4 separate regions of the Homo sapiens genome follow, and all the other regions are linked to region 1. Evidence: chromatin contacts called from ENCODE Hi-C or POLR2A ChIA-PET data. All regions are on one chromosome and are shown on one strand. The core of a region is the stretch at or near the end of the contact, and the rest is flanking DNA. Distances in the headings are between cores, read along the strand shown. Region 1 holds the start of C16orf46 (chromosome 16 open reading frame 46). Region 2 holds the start of SDR42E1 (short chain dehydrogenase/reductase family 42E, member 1). Region 3 holds the start of PLCG2 (phospholipase C gamma 2). Region 4 has its middle 64 kb from the start of PLCG2.

Evidence for each region. A loop is a pair of places that touch in the nucleus more often than their neighbours do. ChIA-PET counts read pairs that join two places held with the same protein, here RNA polymerase II (POLR2A). Pooled maps may share reads with other maps.
Region 2: a loop to region 1 is called in a pooled map, with 16 times the contacts of the local background. The contact joins the promoter of SDR42E1 here to the promoter of C16orf46 in region 1. A Hi-C loop is called at or near these places in 7 of 50 pooled maps.
Region 3: a loop to region 1 is called in a pooled map, with 19 times the contacts of the local background. The contact joins the promoter of PLCG2 here to the promoter of C16orf46 in region 1. A Hi-C loop is called at or near these places in 7 of 50 pooled maps.
Region 4: a map of CD8-positive, alpha-beta T cell shows a loop between it and region 1 (26-fold over the local background). The contact joins the enhancer-like site here to the promoter of C16orf46 in region 1. A Hi-C loop is called at or near these places in 1 of 168 maps with a recorded cell type or tissue (CD8-positive, alpha-beta T cell), 2 of 37 single-sample maps with no recorded cell type and 10 of 50 pooled maps. POLR2A ChIA-PET finds 5 or more read pairs at or near these places in 2 of 52 experiments (AG04449 and WTC11).

Annotation. Positions count from the first base shown.
Region 1 is chr16:81,075,430-81,078,810 of GRCh38, forward strand. C16orf46 (chromosome 16 open reading frame 46) reads right to left here and starts at 1,809. Exons shown (of 4, transcript NM_152337.3): 1 at 1,707-1,809. C16orf46-AS1 (C16orf46 antisense RNA 1) reads left to right here. Exons shown (of 2, transcript XR_007065137.1): 2 at 995-1,169. RefSeq lists enhancers at 1,341-1,480, 1,572-2,232, 2,071-2,120, 2,233-2,891.
Region 2 is chr16:82,009,655-82,013,035 of GRCh38, forward strand. It overlaps SDR42E1 (short chain dehydrogenase/reductase family 42E, member 1), which reads right to left and starts at 1,816. Exons shown (of 3, transcript NM_145168.3): 1 at 1,733-1,816. RefSeq lists a silencer at 1,591-1,740 and enhancers at 1,981-2,070, 2,081-2,160.
Region 3 is chr16:81,777,402-81,780,782 of GRCh38, forward strand. PLCG2 (phospholipase C gamma 2) reads left to right here and starts at 1,890. Exons shown (of 33, transcript NM_002661.5): 1 at 1,890-2,023. RefSeq lists silencers at 1,383-1,677, 1,706-1,975, 2,006-2,105, 2,116-2,195.
Region 4 is chr16:81,713,681-81,717,061 of GRCh38, forward strand. No RefSeq gene overlaps it. Among named protein-coding and RNA genes, the nearest start is that of PLCG2, 64 kb to the right of the region's middle. RefSeq lists an enhancer at 1-586. Within about 2 kb of position 1,816, at least 5 of the 41 ENCODE cell types and tissues checked have a DNase peak (open chromatin) inside an H3K27ac peak, as active enhancers do; they include CD8-positive, alpha-beta T cell, where a contact is called at or near this core.

The DNA of each region.
Region 1 (3,381 bases), core at 559-3,058:
AAATACAAAAATTAGCCAGGCATGGTGGCTCACGCCTGTAGTCCCAGCCACTTGGAAGGCAGAGGCAGGAGAATCGCTTGAACCCGAGAGGCAGAGGTTGCAGTAAGCCGAGATTGCACCACTACACTCCAACCTGGGTAACAGGGTGAGACTGTCTCAAAACAAAACAAAGAAAATTCTGAATTGTCAACTCCAAACTAGTGGCTACCTAGAGTGTTGTATTGAGAAGGATCTTATGACCTGACTATAGCAGGAAAAATTTCTGGGGTTGATTAATTATGTCTGCCAGAAAATAGAGTGTGCCACATGTTTGCCAGTCTGTCTATATAGTCAGATTACAAATATCTTACCGTAGCTTCCTATACCTGGTTGACAGATTCCTAATCCATTAAGGGCAGGGGAATGTTGAAGGACCAGGAGAAACCAAGGCCCAGGGTATTAAGTCAAACGCAAGCTGTTTATGTCAAAAGCAGATAGATGGTAATCTCTCAAAACTCCTTATCACCTTGCCTCAACTTCTCATTGGCTCTCCACTGTGCCACACACCCTCATCTTCCTACAAGCTATAGGTTTAAAGGAATCTTAAATTCCAACCAGGGAAAGATGAGTTTCTGGCAGCCTCATTTGGAATTTGAATGAACGTTCCTGTGGGTCGGCTCCTTAACAACCTATGCTGAATGAAGGAATAATCATTAGAAATATTGTTAGCCATGGCAGAAGTTAAGTTTCTTAATACAGGACCAATCTTCACTTACATGAACCAGTTAAATAGGTCCTGAAGACTGACCTGGGCATCCTGATCATTTGTGACACAGTTTCTACAGGAAAATGAGTTGGGAGTCGCATTTAGAAACACACTGGAAGGAGCTGAACCTTTGTCTGAAAGTTAAGCACCCGCGCCACCCAACTTGCACAATTTGTTCATATTTCCAAGAGTATAAATTTTATCCTCCTTGTTAATTATATGTGCCTTCTGCTTATTATATGCCTACAGGTCACAGGAACCTCAAGTATTTCACAGAATGATGCCAAGGAGCGCAGTTTCTACACCATCCCTCCCGATCAGACCACATCTATTCCAATCTCAGTCTCAAACTCTTCCCCTTTTTCAACTCACATTAATGAATTCACTAAGTACCTAGCACTGAGAATAAAAAGCTAAAGCAGCATCCGTCTTCTCTACTCTCACACAGCTTACAGTCCACAGCAAAGCGCAAGTCATCAAACACACGCGCTCCACCTGCCACCCCTAAAGCCCAGGCGCATCACGCTCGGCTCCACCTCTTCATCTAGCCCCGCCCCTTCCTGCAGGCCACACCCCTTTCTCTATCAGGCTCCTCCCTTTATGCCATAAGCCTTTTTTCCTCATCTAGCTCTTCCCCTTCCTCCGCCAGTTCCTACCGTGCCACAAAGACGCCTGCCCTTCTTTCAAACTATCCCATTCAGAAAAGCGTTCTGGATTGCCCGTTCGAATTCCTCCCCGTCCTCCGTCTACCCACCCTTAAAGGGTTCCGCTCCCAACGGATCCTCCTCAGGCCCCGCCCCTCCCCAGACCCCGCCCGCTCTGGGGAAGCCCCGGCACATAGTGCCTCTGCCTTTCGCTCCCTCTCGCTTCCTTTCGAACGAGGCAGGGACTCTCGCTCTGTCGCCTTTGGAGTGGTCCCGGGCCTTGCCCCAGGGGTGGAGAAATGGCCGCTCACACCTACCTGTGGGGCCAAGCGGATGGAAGGCCCCGAGACAGCTAGTCCCGGCCTACTGGCAAGAGCTACTCAGGTCGCTGCCGGATGGGCCGTTGCCTTGGGTTACGACCACGCTGGGGGCGGGACCGCGGCGGAAGTGACGTAGCCCAACAAAGCCTAGCACTGGCGAGGCGGTTCGTGGCATCTCCTATCCGCTCCGGGCGCTGCCGCCGGAAGGGCCAGCGACGGAGGGTCTCAGATGGCGGGGCTTGAGGCCCACCCGGGCTCTCGGGTCGGCGAGTCCCGTTGGGGAGCCCTTGTGCCTGCTAGGATATTTAGCAGATGCCAGGCGGCCAGAAACGTCCTCACTTTTCTCCCTCGGCCCTCTGGGGAACCGCCGTGAGCGTTTCCCACGGACACAAACTTAACAGGCCCAGAACGTCCAGGGAGGACGCGTTGTGAGCCTCAAAGAGCCCACTTACGTGACCGACAGCACCAGGCCGACGGGCACTCGCTGAACTGCTGGCCCGGAGCAGCACAGCTCTTAAGTGGGCAGTGGCATCTTTTATACAAATAAAGGAAGGTGGCCCCACGTCCCTAAAACAACAGCTTGCTGAAGAGAGATCGCAAAGCATCCCCCACTCCAGCTCGGGTCTGACTCCAAAGCCCTTCTGCTTTAGAAAGTGTGACTATTTCTGCTGTAGAAAACCGGTATCTAGGCCAGGCGCGGTGGCTCACGCCTGTAATCCCAGCACTTGGGAGGCCGAGGTGGGTGTATCACCTGAGATCAGGAGTTCGAAACTAGCCTGGTCAACATGGCGAAACCGTGTCTCTACTAAAAATACAAAAATTCGCCGGGTGTGGTGGCGGGCGCCTGTAATCTCAGCTATTTGGGAAACTGAGGCAGGAGACTGGCTCGAACCCGGGTGGCGGAGGTTGCAGTGAGCTGTGATGGCACCACTGCACTCCAGCCTGGAGAGCAAAACTCAAGTCTCAAAAAAAATTTTGGTATCTAAGTTCTCTAGCACTGTGATTGCTCCAATGAGACGGATTCAGCTATAATTCTATTCCAACTTTTTTCATACGTGTAAGCTTAGGTACCTTGTTCACATAAATAGGAAGATGCAAATAAAAGGGGTTTTATTGTATCTCAAGCTAGTAAGTATTAACCAAAAACATTTAAATGTTTTATCAGTTGACAATTTGTTTTGGTCTTCCTTCAGATCTATTGAAAACAGCTGGGCACCGTGGCTCACACCTGGAATCCCAGCTGAGGCAGGAGGCTCCCTTGAGCCCAGGAGTTGAAGGTTGCAGTAAGCTATGATTGTGTCACTGCACTCCAGCCTGGGAAACAGTGCAAGACCTTGCATATTAGAAAAAAGTTTCTGGGAAGTATACCAAAAGTCTTAACTAAGATTTGCTAAATGAATATTAATTAAATAACCTAACGGCAAGTACATGGGGAAGTTGGAGGATCTAGAACCTGACTTCCTTCACACTAACTATTCCTGCATTTAGCAGGTAAAAGCCCGATAGCATGATTGAGTGGAAACATGAAGGGACAAGGGTTTGGCTAGTTATGTTTATAAAAAGTCAACATAGGAATTGAGTCAAGATACCAGAAACTCTACTTATAGTAAGATCCCACTTTGCAAAAACGGAGAATGGAAGCGTACAGAACTGTACCTTCTCCTCAATTTTG
Region 2 (3,381 bases), core at 566-3,065, 930 kb after region 1:
AGGCTTATAGGTGGAAGGGGCTTGCCTTGCCTCAGATGAGACTTTGGAGTGTGGACTTTTGAGTTAATGCTAAAATGAGTTAAGACTTTGTGGGACTGTTGGGAAGGCATGATTGGTTTTGAAATGTGAGGGCATGAGATTTGGGAGGGGCCAGGGGCGGAATGATATGGTTTGGCTGTGTCTCCACCCAAATCTCACCTTGAATTGTAGATCCCATAATTACCACGTGTCCTGGGAGGGACCCAGTGGGAGGTAACTGAATCACAGGGGTGGGTTTTTCCCATGCCGTTCTCTTGATAGTGAATAAGTCTCAAAAGATCTGATGGTTTTATAAAGGGGAGTTCCCCTACACAAGCTCTCTTGCCTGCCACCATATAAGACGTAAGATGTGACTTTGCTCCTCTTTTGCCTTCTGGCATGATTATGAGGCTTCCCCAGCCATGTGGAACTGTGAGTCCATCAAACCTCTTAACTTTATAAATTACCCAGTCTTGGGTATGTTTTTATTAGCAGCATGAGAATGGATTAATACAGGTAGTTTAAAGGTTTAGCATTTAAGCCTCAGGACAATCTTCCGAAGTTGTTACTAGTATTATCATCAGCTTTCAGAAATGAGGAAAATAGATCAGAGGTTAGGAACCTTGCCCACAAATTATGCAGGTCATAAGGGGTTGGGCAGGGTTCAGGACTTGAAGCCGGGTCTGTATGACTCTTAACCACTACATGTAATGCCGCACAATAAGGCTGGGACAATACAGATTCGCTTAGGTCATTATCTTATCACTGTGAAAGGAAAATAAATCTTGGGGTCCCAAGATCACTAAGCTAAAGGGAAAAGTCAAGCTGAGAACTGCTTAGGGCAAACCTGCCTCCCATTCTATTCATGTATCTCTGCTCACTAAAATAAAGGCATATCTGATTGCTTCCTTTGGAGAGGCTAATCAAACTCAAAATAATGCAACCATTTGTCTCTTACCTACCTATGACCTGGAAGCCCCCTCCCCGTTTCGAGTTGTCCCGCCTTTCCAGACCGAAAAACATGTTCATCTTACATCTGTTCTTGTCTCATGTCTCCCTAAAATGTAGAAAACGAAACTGGGCTCTGACCACATTAAGAATACATCGTCAGGACCGCCTGAGGCTGTGTCATGGGTACATGTCTTCAACCTTGGCAAAATAAACTTTCTAAATGAACTGAGACCCGTCTCAGATTTTCAGGGCTCACTCCACCTCCACAATTTCTGTCACATCTGATTCATCTGGTATTATGACTAGCCTATAAGGTTTTGTTTAAACCTACTTACCTTTTCCCAACAAATACATGCAGTTTAAATGGGAACCTGTCACTGCCACTTTTAAGTGGCAAACCAGAACCAAGTGATAAAGAGGAGGTAATCGTTCTCCCAAAGTGTGCAGAAAATCAAAGACAGGAATCAAGTATAGCCAGCCACCTGTGGAAAGTTCGGAGCTTGGGGCCCCGATGTCCTTAAAAACAAAAAATGCGGAGGGCCAGTGTTTGAGGCCTTGGCGACATTCTAGAAAGCCAAGCTGCGCCCGGTCCCCTGGGATCAGGAAGACATCTGAAAGGGGATACTCCTTCCCGCCACCCTGCTCAGTCATTCACCACCGTCCCCCACCCCCGGGACCGCCACCTGTCGCGTTCCAGGCCGAGGCGGTCCAGGGTCCCCGCGGAAGGGCGGCGGCCCCCCAACCCCAGCCCAGGCCCACTCACAGCTGCAGGAACAAGGGCGCGGCAGACGGCTACAGCAGGCAGAGAGGCCCAGGCCTCCTAGCTACCCATCACCACAGCTGGGGCGCCGAAGCCGTCGGACCTGCCTCCTGGAGCCACTTCCGGGCCTCTCTAGGAAGCCTGGAGGTCTCGGAGTCTCTATGACGCGCAGGTGTCTCCTTCACCTTCACCGGCGTTGAGGTAGCAGGAGGTTCGCTTCATGAATTCCCCCACGTTCTCTGGCTGTGCGTTCCGCCGTGGCGGGAACCCTTTTAGGGTCACGTCTTCCCCCACGTCCCCTGTCTGTGCGTTCCGCCGTGGTGGGAACCCTGTTAGGGCCACGTCAACTGCTCTTCCCACCTCCAGTGTCTGCTTTTAGACTTTCACCTCCATCTTTGTTTATCCCCAAGGCCAAGACCAGTGCCTGATAAATAGGCACTCAGGTCAGCATTGCTTGGGTGGATGGATGATGGAAAAGGCTCTATAGGGAGGCAGAATATTCACTCTCCATGTATCTCTTTAAGTTTCTATTATCTCTGAGTTTCCATATCTATGTGTGCCCATAGGTTTTCCTGTGTCCCTAATTTTCCTTATTTCTCTTTGTTCTGGTCGCCAAGCAGGCAGTGATGCCAAGACTAATCTTTGTTGCTGAAGGAACCAAGGAATGCAGAAAGGAAAGTTGGCATCCTCACTCAGAGGTCTCCTTTTGAGGCCCATCTTTTGTCTCCTCATCATGAGTGTGGTTCTGTGGATGGTTGCAGACTGTACACGTGTATGGACATGCATCCTGGAATGGACCCCTGGCTGGGGAGGATTTCATTTTAGTGTCTTGGAGGATGGAAGTTTTGACTTCATGTGGTGCTCTTGCCGATAGATCTGGTACCAAAGGCAGACTCAGAGAGGTTCATATCAATTGCCTGATTTACTGCTCAGTTTTCACTAAGCACACACAGTCACAAGGACAAAGCTCAAGTCCTAGGATATAAAAATTAATGAAGCCCAGGTGAAGAAATCAAGAAGTGCCAGTCCCTGGCACTGGCCTCTCTCATAGGATGCTCTGGCTTTCCTGCCTGTCTTGTCCTCACCTATTAGGCAGGCATAAGTCACAGGAGACTTCTTGTGCTAAGCAGTCTTAAAGAACAGCTTTGCAGTGGCTGCTTAGGATACATAAAAATTAGAAGAGAAGAGGAAGGGTATTCAGGGGGCTGAGAGACCAGCTATATGCTCTTGAGGCCAGCAGCTAAGGAAGAAAAGACCCACTGAGGATGCAGTAAAGAAGACAGACTTCCTTTGGGGAATTACAGGATCCTCTGAGGGATACCCAGATTTAGAGTGTGTGGATAAACATGAGAAATGGTGAATTTAAATGTTAGTATTCTTGTGCCACCGAGGACTCTTTTAAAATATAATCAGGCGTGTTTTAAAGGAAAATTACAAACTCTATAATTGCTTCCTTAGCTTCCATCATAATTTAGTGAGTTGATTTTATAAAGGTCTGACCAAGAGATCTAAGACAGAAATGACTGGAGAAAGAAATTAACTTCAATGTGAGTTTGTATATCAGTGTTTGTTTAGTATTGTCTTCCCCCAATAATATGTCCAGGCAGTGGATGCATCTCAGAAAGATCAGTTTGCTGTCACAATTACTCACA
Region 3 (3,381 bases), core at 640-3,139, 700 kb after region 1:
AAAAGATTGGTTGAAATAAATACAAGCTGAAGTTCTAAAAAAAAAAAAAAAAAAAAAGTGAGGCAAAGGAATTGCCCCTAGATGTAGTCATTTTTCCTGGGGAATTGGCCCAATGACTTCAAGTGGTTGATGTCATAATGAGTCCTTCCAAGATCTCTTTAAAAAATTGATGTGTTAAGTGATCTGTGGTGATGAGCACAGCTATACACGCCAGTTGGGAGTGCTGAAAGAAATGAATCCACAGATCTTGTGAAGTCACAAACGAGTCCTATGGCTTGGGATACAACATTGACAGTGAGAGTGATATTCCTCAATTAAAAAACGCTATAACAGGCCGGGTGCAGTGGCTCATGCCTGTAATCCCAGCACTTTGGGAGGCCAAGGTGGGTGGATCACTTGAGGTCAGGAGTTTGAGACCAATCTGGCCAACATAGTGAAACCGCGTCTCTAGTAAAAATACAAAAAATTAGCCAAGCATGATGGCATACACCTATAATCCCAGCTACTCAGGAGGCTGAGGCAGGAGAATCGCTTAAACCTGGGAGGTGGAGGTTGCAGTGAGCCGAGATCGTGCCACTGCACTCCAGCCTGGGCAAGAGAGCAAGACTTTGTCTCAAAAAAAAAAAAAAACAAAAAAAAAACAAAAAAAAAAACAAAAAAAACCAAAAACACACACACACAAAAAAAACGCTATAACAGACCAGTGGCACATGCCTGTGATCCCAGTGCTTTGGGAGGTAGAGGCAGGAGGATTGCTTGAGGTCAGGAGTTCAAGAACAGCCTGGGACACATAGTGAGACCTCATGTCGAAAAAAGAGAAAATTAGCCAAGTGTGGTGTGCCTCTATAGTCCCAGCTCTTCAGGAGGCAGAAGCAGGAGGATCGCTTGAGTCCCGGAGTTCGAGGATGTGGTGAGCTATGATGGCACCACTGCACTCCAGCCTGGGTGACAGAGTGAGACCCTGCCTCTTAGAAAACAGAAGCTATAACTCAAGCAACTTGGAAGTGAAATTCAAGTGCCTGACAGCTGTCTAGGTGCCCCTGAAACTGCCTCTAGTCACAACAAAGATACCTCCATCAAAGAGCATAGGAAGGGTTTGAATCAGATAGCTTCATGCAACACACGAACGGAAAAATAAATTTCTTAAAGAACATATTAGCTTCTTCCCATGAGATCAGGAAAACGGGACATCAATTGTCTGGGGTTCTTTGCTCCTGACTCCCTTTGGGGCTGGCACTATGTTGATCACGTTTTACAGATGGGGAAACTGAGGCTGTCGGTTTTTAAGTGGTCTGCCTAAGGTAGCAGTAAGGGTTGGTCTGACTCCAGCGCAGCCTCAACGAGGGCTTCAAATTAGGGCCATGAATTGGCAATTCCTGGCGGGTAATTGTGAAGAGTATATTTATTTTTAATTTTTATTTATTTATTTTTGAGACGGAGTGTCTCTCGGCCACACCCATCCTAGCTCATTGCTGTCTCGAACTCTCGAGCTCAGACGATCCTCCCGTCTAGGCTTCCCAAAGAGCTGGGATGACAGGCGTGAGCCCGGGCGCCCGGCCGGGAGTGTGTTAAGTATACGGCAAACACCTGGACTGCGGCCGGCTCTCCAGGAATGCCATGATATTGGGGAATTCCCTTTGCACCTGGCCAAGTGGCCTCGGGCAGGTAGCCTCCCCTCGGGTTGCCTCAGTTTCTTCTTTGGCACGCAGAGGCGGGGCTCCAGGCCTGGGCCGCTCCATGGCGGGGAGGGCGCGGGGACGCTGCACTCGGGGTGCGCTCCGAGAGGCGGACCCGGCTGGGCGCGCCTGGGGCGGGGCGAGGCGGGGCGAGGCTGGGCGGTGCGGGGGGCGGCCCCCGAGGATCACGTGGCGCGGCGCCGCGGCCGAAGCAGAAGTAGCGAGCGCCGGCGGCGGAGGGCGTGAGCGGCGCTGAGTGACCCGAGTCGGGACGCGGGCTGCGCGCGCGGGACCCCGGAGCCCAAACCCGGGGCAGGCGGGCAGCTGTGCCCGGGCGGCACGGCCAGGTGAGCTGCCCGGCCGGGAGCGAGGCAGGCAGGGCGCCCAGGGACCTGCGCCCCGCGGGGACCGGCTCCCAGGGCGCTGCGTCCGAGGGGGTCTGCGTCCTGGCTCAGCCGGAGCGGGCAGGGACGGGGCGCACCCTCGGGGACCCCGGCCCGCCGTGCCCGGGGTCCGTTTGGTGACGGCAGGGATCCTGGCCCAGCCGCTGGCCACTTCCTCACCCCGGGCCGGCGCCACCTCTCCGGTCCGTGCGGTGGGGCGGCCCCAGCTTTGAATGGGGACCGGGAGGAAGGTCAGGGGTCGTGTGGGGGCTGGCGTTCAAAACTCCTCTTTTCGAGCGGCTCTGCGTGGGGTGGCGCCGTCTCTCTTGACGGCCCTTGTGCCCAGAGCTCGCGGACGCTCGGAGCCACACTTCCCTGTCTCACTTCGGTGGTTGCGGGTGGCGGGTGGGAGCGATACCGCGGGAGGCGCAGTCCTTCCCGGAGACTTTTGGAGAGCTTGCAGGACACTCGCGATGCCCGCTCCGCAGCTGTCTGCGTAATTATGCGTGTGTCTGTGCGTGTTGTGTTTTGTTGTGTTTTGGAATCCCAAAGAGGGCATTACCCGCACAGCGCAAGAGTTCAGGTTAAAGACGTGCCCCGTTTGGACGGGGAGCTCCTGGATTCCAGCAGGACGGTGGGGCGGGGCTCTCTTGGTACCCTAATCTTGAACTAGGGTGAGAAACTATGGGGGGCGGGGTGGTAAAGGGGTGACATGGCGCGAGGGAAACAGGTGGCCTTGCCCGTCGGAACTTAATTTGAATTTCAGTTCCATCAGTGGGACCCTGGGCAAGTTGAAGAACCTTTTTGAGTCTGTTTCCCCCTCTGGATACTGGAGCCACCCAATTTTCCAGGGCTGTGTCGAGAATTGGGGCTTATTGCTGTTCCACGAGGTTCGCTGAGAATCGGGGCGCATCCATGGAGAGTCCTTGGGCAGTTCCTGACTCTCTGGTTCAAGGGCATTCTCTGGGGCATGGGCCCTCGTCCTTGACTACAGTTCTGCGGGGAAGTTTTACAGAATTTTGAAGTCTATGCCAGCCTCAAGCAGTTTCTCTTGCAAAGGTGTGTGTGCAGTCACGTGTATACCAGCTCAGGGACAATCGTCATTGTGAGCCTCACTGATGTTTAAGTCACCTAATGATGCAGCTGCCTTCCCCCACCAGCGACTGGAGTATGGGCAGTTCCTCTGGAAGTGGAAAAGCACAGACCCCATGAATAGCCCTTTTGCACTCATTGGGTAGAGTCAATGAAAAGCTGCTGGTGAGAAAACTTTTGAAAACATTTCTTGGTCAGGCACGGTGGCTCACACCTGTAATCCCAGCACT
Region 4 (3,381 bases), core at 566-3,065, 640 kb after region 1:
CCCACTGGGTGAAGCTGGAGAATGCAGGCTCCCCGCTGGAAGAAGTAGGGGGTGTCTTCCCTGGCATCCCAGCCGCTGTGCCCGTTGCTGGCAGGAGTTGCCTCCCTCCGTGGGCTGCTCACCAGGATTCCAGCTTTCGAGGTAACACAGCTCCCTGTCTCGCCCCTTCAGCCTTAGCCTGGGAACTGCCCCTCGCTGGTTCCTGGGTGCCTCAGCGTCCCTAACCCTGCCTGCACCTCTGCGATGCTCACACCTGGCCTGTGCCTCCTCCCAGCTGCACTGAGTTACACCACGTACTCCCCTCGCCCTTCAACCCAGGGGTGGTGATAGCTCCCCTGGTTACTGGTTACTGGTTCCTGGGTTCCCGGGTGCCTCTGCATCCCTTGCTAATTACCTAGCCTGGAGCCCCGCCCACCCTTCATAGCTAGCGCTTCTTTCCTTCTCTCCAGAATTCTCTTCTCTCTGAGGGGTCTCTGCGAGGACCTACCTCAATGACCATCCCCCACCTCCAAGTAAAACCAGCAACTGTTGGTGCCAGCCCCAAATGGGCCCAGTGAGAGTCCAACAGAGATCTAACCCCGTGCTGGGGACAGCGGTATTAATTCAGAATTTTTTTTTTTTTTTTTTTTTTTGAGACGGAGTCTCGCTCTGTCGCCCAGGCTGGAGGGCAGTGGCGCGATCTCGGCTCACTGCAAGCTCCACCTCCCGGGTTCACGCCATTCTCCCGCCTCAGCCTCCCGAGTAGCTGGGACTACAGGCGCCGCCACCACGCCCGGCTAATTTTTTGTATTTTTATTAGAGACGGGGTTTCACCGTGTTAGCCAGGATGGTCTCGATCTCCTGACCTGGTGATCCGCCTGCCTCGGCCTCCCAAAGTGCTGGGATTACAGGCATGAGCCACCGGGCCCGGCCTAATTCAGAAAATTTAAGGCAAATCCTGTCATTGGGAGCAGTGTGAAGCTCAACCAAGAGGGCAACAATTGGATTCTTACAAACAGCTCTGGGGCTGCCTGGCAATGCACATCTCCACGTTGCCCCACTTACAGCGCCTGCCTTAGAACGCGCTGTCTTCCGGTCTCTTACACTGCAGTGTGAATGGCGCTCCCCAGAGTTGTGCAGCATGAGAACCTGGTGAGCTGAGCTGTCATTTGTGACTGACAGGCTGCTCTAAAGCTAGCTAGACTTTGCTAGAAGCTCCCCCAGAGCACAATAAGAAAAAAGAGATCAGAGAATCTTGGAAAAGGGCTTGGCCTCATTCATTCATTCATCCATTCATGCATTCAGCAATTCATTATTGAGGACCTGCTTCCAACAGGTCCAGGGGGAGTGCTAGAAAACATGTGAGAAGAAGCAAAAGACCTACAGCTCAATAACAAAAAACCAAATAACCCAATTAAAAAATGGGCAAAGGTCTGTCAGAATTCGATAGAAATAAACATGGGCAAAGGGGCCAGGCGCGGTGGCTCATGCCAGTAATCCCAACACTTTGGGAGGCCGAGGCAGGCAGATCACAAGGTCAGGAGTTCAAGACAAGCCTGGCCAACATAGTGAAACACCACCTCTACTAAAAATACAAAAAATTAGCTCGGCGTAATGGTGAACGCCTGTAATACCAGCTACTCGGGAGGCTGAGCCAGGAGAATTGCTTGAACCGGGGAGGCAGAGGTTGCAGTGAGCTGAGATCGCGCCACTGCACTCCAGCCTGTGTGACAGAGCGAGATTCTGTCTAAAAAAAAAAAAAAAAAAAGTCACTAATCGTCAAGGAAATGCAAATGAAAACCACAATGAGATACCACCTGACACCTGTGAGGTGTGGCCATCATCAAAAACAAAAGAAAACAAAGGTTGGTGAGTGTGTGGAGAACAGGGGAACCCTGGTACGTTGTTGGTGAGAATGGAAATTGGTGGATAGCCACTGTGGAAAACAGCAGGGAGCTTCCTCAAAAAATGAAAAACAGAACTACCATATATGATCCAGCAATCGCACTTCTGGGAACATATCCAAAGGAATTGAAATCAGGATCTAGAGAAGAGATCTGCACTGTCATGTTCACTGCAGGACTGTCCACAACTGTCAAGATACAGAATCGGCCCAATTGTCCCTCAGCAGATGAATGGATAAAGAAAATGTGATATATACACACAATGGAACACCATTCCAAAGTGGTGTCCTTTACGCCTTTACAAAGAAGGGAATCCTGCTCTTTGCAGCATCGTGGAGGAACTGGAGGGCATGTGTGCTAAGTGAAATAAACCAGGCACAGGAGGACAGATACTGCATAATACCACTTCTATGAGGAATCTAAAATAATCAAACTCATAGAAACAGAAAGTGGAATGGTGGTTGCCAAGGGCTGAAGGGAGGGGGAAGTGGGGAGGTATTGGTCAAAGGGAACGAAGTTTCAGGTATGCAAGATGGAAAAACCCTTGAGAAGTACCATACGCATAATGACCATAGTTAACAATATTACAGTATATACTTAAGATTTGCTAAGCATGGAGATGTTATTATCACACACAATCGTAATAACAAATAACTGGGGCGGGAGGAAACTTTTGAAGGAGATGGAAAGGTTTATGGCATAGACTATGATGTTATCCCCAGGAGCAATTTGGGGAGGTTCAGACTCTTGGAGCCAGACGCTGCATGACCCCTAAACTGAAATTTCTAATCTTGTAGCTAATTTGTTAGTCCTGCAAAGGCAGTCTGGTCCCCAGGCAAGAAGGAGGTCTTTTCAGGAAAGGGCTGTTACCAATTTTGTTTCAGAGTCAAGCCATGAACTGAATTCCTTCCCAAAGTTAGTTTGACTTACGTTCAGGAATGAACAAGGACAACTTAAAGGTTAGAAGCAAGATAGAGTCGGTTAGGTCTGATTTCTTTCACTGCCATCATTTCTCCTGTTAAAATTTTGCAAAGGCAGTTTCAGTATGGTTTCACGGGTGTATGCTCATCCCCACACTCACCGAGTTGTATGTGTTAAATATGTACGGCTTCTTGTATGTAACCACCCAACAGGTTCACCACGCCCACTGCCTAGACAGGGCCAATTGATCAAGATAGGGCCAATTGATCAAGACAGGGGAAATGCAATGGAGAAAGAGTAATTTACACAGAGCCAGCTGTGCGGGAGCCCAGAGTTTCATTTTTATTCAAATCAGTCTCCCTGAATATTTGGGAATCAGAGTTTTTAAAGATAATTTGGCGAGTGGGGGCTTGGGAAGTGGGGAGGGCTGATTGGTGGGGCTGGAGATGGAATCACAGGGGGTTGAAGTGAGGTTTTCTTGCTGTTTTCTGTCCCTGGGTGGGATGGCAGAACTGGTTGAGCCAGATTACCTGTCTGGGTGGTGTCAGCTGATCCATGAGTGCAGGGTCTGCAACAT